Regions from separate parts of the Mus musculus genome. Here region 2 is linked to region 1. Evidence: chromatin contacts called from ENCODE Hi-C data. All regions are on one chromosome and are shown on one strand. The core of a region is the stretch at or near the end of the contact, and the rest is flanking DNA. Distances in the headings are between cores, read along the strand shown.

Region 1 (3,445 bases), core at 122-2,621:
GGTCACAGGCCCTGGCACAGGCAGCTACTTTAAGAGGCACTGTGGGTCACAGGCCCTGGCACAGGCAGCTACTTTAAGAGGCACCGTGGGTCACAGGCCCTGGTACAGGCAGCTACTTTAAGAGGCACTGTGGGTCACAGGCCCTGGCACAGGCAGCTACTTTAAGAGGCACTGTGGGTCACAGGCCCTGGCACAGGCAGCTACTTTATTGCCTTCAATCTATGCTCACTGTTCTTCTGGTAGATGCCACCAGGTACCCAAAAACTAAACACATCTGTTCATATATTCTATGTTAAACTAAGTTATACACAAAAACTCTGCTACTGTGTTGGCCCCCACTCAAATCTTTCTTTCTTCCTTTTTAAAAACAGAATCTTTCAATGTAGCCTTGGCTCCTGGGACTTGCTATGTAGACTAGAATGGCCTTGAATTCACAAAGATCCACCTGCCTCTGCCTTCCAAGAGCTAGGATTAAAGGTGTGTGCCACTTGCCCACCTGGATCAAGACTTTTTCTGCATGGGGCGGGAGGGAAGGCTTTTGAGACAGGGTCTCTGTGTAGTTCTGCTGTCCTGGAACTCAATCTGTAGGCCAGGCTGGCCTGGAACTCAGATTAACCTGCCTCTGCCTCCCAAGTGCTGGGATTAAAGGCTTCACAACTACACCCAGCTTCAAGACTATTTTTAAAATAGGTTTTTAAAAATTCTTACAAATTGTACTTATATATGAGATGCAATGTGATATTTCAGTGTACGTATAACATATCATGATATGACCAGGGTGCCAGGTATATCCATCAGTCCATCAGCTCAGCTATCGCTGCTTCTCGTGGAAAGCATTCACAATCTTGTATATCAGCTATTCTATAACCTACAACTGTCAACCATGGTCACCGACTACGCTATGAACTTTAAAGTGATTTCTCCTATCCTGCACTACTGTACTGGGGAACAACTCTCTCCACCTCACTCTCAGTACTCAGTGTTTGTTGCTGTTGTTTTAACGCTAGACTCAGCCCCTAAGCTGGTCCTGGACTTGTGACTCTCTTGTAGCCACCTGGTGAGTACCAGAAGTACAGGTGTGTACCAGCATGCCTGGCTCGATAGTTAATTCTTACTGTTACCTAACGATCCTGTTAACTTTTACCCTGGCTGCCACACACAACACTGACATTGGAGATTCGATGTCTGTCCCAGCAGTCCCACAACAACGCAGGCTCCACCTCTGAGGCCCTGCTGGCTTACTACAGTTCTATGTGCACTAGAAACCTTCCCTAGGGTCCCCGCTACTTCTTCCCGCAGGCATATACTGGCCTAGACAAGCAGCACTGCCATTTGCTCCCCCAGAGCTCTGCTTGCATTGTCAGCCTTGGCAGGCTATTGGGGTTTTTAAGTCCACTGGAAGAAATCTGGCATCGGACACCATGTTGGTACTGGTGAGACGCTGGAACTGTAATCTTTGTTCCAGGCTGAGTTTGCACCAACCACCTGCAGTGACCACTGCTCCTTGTGGCTCTTCACCTATGAATTCATGATTTTCAGGAAGAGTGTATTTCTCTTTTACTTCTACTTATCTCTAATATTCTAAAGGTCTAGAAGAAGAAAGATGGGGTGATGTAAAAATGGAGAAATTTATGACAAAGGAATTAAAAACCGCTTGTAAGACAGAACAGAAACAGTTTACCAAGTCTCATCTACTGCTTTGTTGTTTTGTTTTGTTTTGTTTTGTTTTGTTTTGAGACAGGTCTTTAGGTTACCCCTGGCTTTCCTGGAACTCTCTATGTAGAGCAGATTAGCCTCCAACTCAGAGATCTGCCTGCTTACTCTCATATGTGAGCCTCAGATCCTTGAACGCTCTGATCGACTTCTACACAACACCATGATACCAAGTTTTAAAAACGACTTTCTTGAGAAGGGGTATTTATTTTTTAACATTAAGGAAACTAAAACACTAGGCTAGGGGTGTCACTCAGTGGAACTGTGTTTGCCAAACATACGTGAGTGCCCTAAGCTCAAGAATTCAACAGCCAGTACAAAAAAGAAAAGAAGTGTAAGGAAAGACAGAAAAAAAAAAAAAAAAATCAAAACCAAAAAAAAAAAAAAAAAAAAAGAACAAAAAGAAGCCCCAAACCCACACCAAACTATACACACACACAAAATAAGCAGTCTCCTAACGCGTCCATAAAAGCGCTGGATCTCCCTGGATCTGTAATACCCAGCACTGTCTGAAGTGACGACCTCTCCCTTCCCCATACGGACATCCATCCTCCTGCAGCACTAACAACGAAGGCTCTTCCTCCCAGACTCATGCACTGCTCTCTCTCTGACCTTGTACTGCTCTAGAGTTTCTCTCAGTCTCTCTAATAGCACCTAGAGGAACGGGCCTGAGATCTCCAAGACCCTTCCAAGTCTATGACACCGTCCTCTCAATCCCGACCTCTGGGTTCAGTTTCACCGACTCCTCCTTTCCTAAACTGCCAAGAGAGGCACCATGACAGTGCACAAGGACGCTCCAACTCCAAAAACCCATAAATGTATCTAGACAGTGACAATTATAATGAAAAGAAACTCAGTTAAAAAAATCCAATCAACTGTCTAATGAGGAGACACGTGTGCTAGCACAGCCAGCCCAGTGTTTTCCACAGTGCCTTCCAAAAACCACAGGAGGAGACACTCAGTATAGCTGACATAAGCCACAGGCCCAGCAGCGGCAATGTTCAAATCAACAATCGCAGCCCCCATCATAAAAGCCTAGGAAAGAGCAAATGAAACCCCAAGAGAGGAAACAATAAAGAACAGAAAGTATCACAGTGGAAAACAGAGTTTGGGGGTGGGGGGCTTACTTAAAAAAAAAAAAAAAAAAAAAAAGCAAACCATACAAAACCAACTTTCTACAGTCTTCAGAAAATAAAGAGGGAGAAACAGTTCCCAGTCTACTCTAAGAGACAAGGCTTACTTCAGCCAGATGCTAAGCCTGGAAGGAAATGTAACAGAAAGCATGTATCTCATCAATGAACACACAAGACATTCTTAACAAAGCAAGAGCAAGTGTGCCCAGGAATCTGTACAACAAGTCGTGTAACAGGCACGTGTGCTTGTGCTCACTCTAATGCGCTTGTTAAAACATCAAGAAAAATCACGTCATCACCGAATAGATGTAGAAAAAATATTTGGGAAAAAAATCCATTCGTGATGTTAAAGAGAGAGAGAGAGAAAAAAAAAAAAGAACTGCTTAACAAAGCAGAACACAGAGGAATTCCAGTAAAGGGTATGTACCTGACACTGACACTACAGCCCCGATCATCTTTGTTGTACATCTAAGATGGTGAAGAAGGCAAGAAAGGATAGCTGTCCTCATTTTAACATGGAAAAGCAAAAAGGAATAAAAGTTAAAGGCACAGAAAGAATAGTGTTTCTATTTAAGGAAAGATGATTGTCTAGTATAAAA
Region 2 (3,489 bases), core at 344-2,843, 140 kb before region 1:
TCCTGTTGCAGTGGGTCCCTCAGCTCAGGTACAGCTTGTCTGTGTGCTTCGGTATGGGTTTGTTTGACATGACCACAGCCATCTTGAGTCATAGCCACCGTGATTGCCCCTGAGTAACCCTGGCCGGTTTTTCCTGTATGGTCTCCCAGCAAACCACAACTAGATAAAACCATTAAAGTCAAATATGGGGCTTTGAACAACCAGACCCTGGCCCCAGGAATACACCCGACTCTTTGATATTTTGTTATGAGATACCAGGTATGTTCCAGCCAGGATGAAGTCACTTTTGTCCCAGCCCACAAGTATACTCCTCTTTCTGACCCAGATTGCCAGCTATAGTTTTTACTGTCACTCAAGACTATACTTCCTTAGTAAGTTCTATAGTAAACCCCTCTCTCTGTAACCTTACATGTCTGCCTATCTGTCTGAGGTATCCTGTCCCCTTGAGGTCAGTTCACAGTTTAGGACTGGGTTTAAATAGGGCCATGTTTCCATCAGATCACTGAGAGCCACAAATATTTATAGACTAACTTCCAGTACTTGCTGGCCCCTCCTAGGCACCTATTAGAGACAAGTATGTACAAAACCTGCCTTCTCTGAGAATAAAGACACCCCTATGGGAAATGACTTCCCAGGGAAGCTTCTTGTTTTGTGTTGTTAACAACAGATAAGGCATTGTTATTTTGTTTTCCATAAGACGGACATTTGTAGACTAGACAGGAGCAGGCAATAACTTTAACGTGTTATCCGTGCCCACTTTTACTAATGGCTCCTGTTCTATTTGGTAAGACTAATGGGCACAGGAGAACGGCAGTCACTGTGGAGGCAAGAGACGTGGATGGCTTACGTGATCTGATAAAGACTTAGGGAATGGACCAGCCTTGGAAAGGCAGGAAGGGGACAATGCTGACAGCTCAAGGGACTCACTGGATCTTGGGATTTATATGGAGGTAGTTATACACATTATCCCATCTGAGCGGCAAACAGTGGCAGGAGTCAGCACTGGTGTTAGCTCCAATTCCTAAGAGGGAAAACGAGGTTCAAGGATGAAAAGTCTAAGCTCTCTGCCTTTAAGATTGTGTTCTCTTCTCTCTCTCTCTCTCTCTCTGGTTTGTTTTGGTTTTGAGCACTGGCCACAGAGCCCAGGGCCTTACCCAGGCTGGGCAAGTAGAGTACCACTGAGCCACACCCACGAACCCCTAATTTGAGCTCTTACTTGCTGTGTTATTGCACCGGCGTAGACATAAAAACATTGGCACCTGTTTGTCTCCTCCACTAAATTAGTTAGCCAGCGTTCATTCGTCCTTAGGGACAGAGGGGAGAAGTGGGTGAGAGGACCAGAAGCAGCCGTTCACACGCAGACAGCAGAGGTGGAGAGCCTTGAAGCTATGACTGGCATTTCTTACTCCCTTGCCCAAGCTCCCAGGTCTTGCTCAACTCCAGCTGAGTAACAAGGCTGGCAGGGTTGCCTCACTACTTGACAGCAGGCCCCAGCCTTCCTGGCTCAAACTCACTTCCTGTCCCAGAGTCTCTTTTGTCAGACATGATTGAGTCTCCTTCTTCCTGTTGACCTCTGCTTTTTCCCAGCTGGCCCCGGGTGGTCCCCACGTGCTGCTGTGAACCAGATCAGCTGAGGAGCCAGGACCAGGTGCCTTGCAACTTTGGGGGATTGGAGTGAGGGAGGGGAAGGAATGGGTGGGGGGCTTGGGCGTGGCCTGAGAGACACCAGAGTGGAGGCTTCTGGTGTCTGAGAACCCTTTCTGCCCATATGGTGGCCAGTTAGGATGAATGCCATTATGTCCCTGTGATAGGTGACACTAGGCATTTGCTATGGTGCCTTTTTTCTGAAAACACAGTTATCTTCCCTCATCTGGATCCTGATCACCTTGATTTGGTTTTTATTTCCTGGCCGCCTGCTAGTATTTCTTGGAGGGGCGGGGAGCTTTTTGGGTTCAGACAAGTTTATCTGGGCTGATGGAGAGACAATCAGGGTGAGGCAATGATGTCATGCCGGACTGAACAAGTGAGGGGCTTGTTTTGAAGTCTTGGCTGCTTCTAAATCGCTCAACTCCTGACGGGCCAGCGGCTTCTTTCGTTCTGTCTTCTTGCCTATGGATGGCGAAGTATTTTTATTTTATTTGAACTCGTCCAGAGCTTGTAGGACAATGGTTATGAAAGTGTTTCCTACACTGTAAGGAGGTTGTGTTTCTCAAGGCTTGGGGCTCTCTTTATTTCGTTTTCTAAATGGAACTAGACATACTTTTTCCATGATACTATCTTATTTGATAAAATACAAGCTATCCATGCAGAGACACTGACAATCTTTGTATAAGTATATCCTCAAATATGAGCACTTTGACCTACAAACATAGACATTTTATCTATTTTTATGTGTATGTCTGTGGGTGTGTATGTGCACACATCCATGGGTTCCCTTAGAGACTAGACACTTGAATCCCCTAGAACTGGAGTTAAAGACACTTGTGAGCCTCCATGTGGGTGCTGGGAAGCAAACCCAGCCCTCTGCAAGAACAGAAGTTCTCGTAACCATTGAGCCATCTCTCCAGCCCCCCCCCCCCCCCCAGTCAGTCCCCTTTGAGCCAGGGGCTCACATCTATTAGTCTTGGCTGGTATAGAATTTGCTATGCAGATCAGGTTGGCCTTGGGTCTGTCTTGATTTTCCTGCCTCTGCCTTCTGGGTGCTAGAATCACTGGTGTGTGCAGCCTCACCCGCTCCCAACAACCTCACCTGGCCTCAAAATACACATGCTTTTGAGACAGGCTATGATGTTGACCTTGAACCCTGACTCCTCCTGTGCACACCCATCCAGTGTGAGGATTACAGGCATGAGCCATCACACCCAGCTGACATACACACTTTCAATAAATTTTTTAATGTTGAATTCTACTTACCGTCCTGTAACTTCTTTGCATTTAATGTCTTTTGAGTCATCGTATGCTGATTCACAAATATCCACCCTGTCCTGGACTGCTGTACCATATCCCATGTGTGGATGTAGCATGCATGGCTTGGTAAAGTAAACTGATTTGTGGGTAGTGATAGGCTTTCAGTGTGAGTCTATAAAAGTAAGCTGTACTGCAGAAAACACCATTAAACATACAATCTTCACATACCAGCTCCGGCATTTCCTTAGAATGAATTCTTAGGAGATAGATTGTTGAGGCTGTGTGGTTGGAAGACCCATTGAAGAATTCTCGGTCCTGCTGCCTGGAGGAGGTTGTCAACATACTGAGGCTTCCCAGGGAGGAGGGTGAGACATCCTGGACTTGGAGGAGTCCTTTCTCCTCAGGCCCCCTTTCTCTTTATGGTGAAGTGACTTAGCTGCTCTTTCCAGTTCTTCTCTCCTTCTCCTGCTGGGCTGGGGTGAGGCAATGCTTTGGTTTGCCTACTCCCTGGACTGTGAGGTCTGCGTCTAAATGTTCTGTGAATGTACCACCTTCAACACATCGTCTTCTCTTTAGCCCATG

What was found. A loop is a pair of places that touch in the nucleus more often than their neighbours do.
Region 2: a loop to region 1 is called in a map of v-Abl transformed pro-B cells, with 2.3 times the contacts of the local background. The contact joins two enhancer-like sites. A Hi-C loop is called at or near these places in 2 of 37 maps with a recorded cell type or tissue (CH12.LX and v-Abl transformed pro-B cells).

Annotation. Positions count from the first base shown.
Region 1 is chr11:68,730,197-68,733,641 of GRCm38, reverse strand. The region is part of intron 3 of Myh10 (myosin, heavy polypeptide 10, non-muscle); the gene reads right to left. Among named protein-coding and RNA genes, the nearest start is that of Myh10, 40 kb to the right of the region's middle. Within about 2 kb of position 1,371, at least 1 of the 3 ENCODE cell types and tissues checked has a DNase peak (open chromatin) inside an H3K27ac peak, as active enhancers do.
Region 2 is chr11:68,869,940-68,873,428 of GRCm38, reverse strand. No RefSeq gene overlaps it. Among named protein-coding and RNA genes, the nearest start is that of Rnf222, 17 kb to the left of the region's middle. Within about 2 kb of position 1,593, at least 1 of the 3 ENCODE cell types and tissues checked has a DNase peak (open chromatin) inside an H3K27ac peak, as active enhancers do.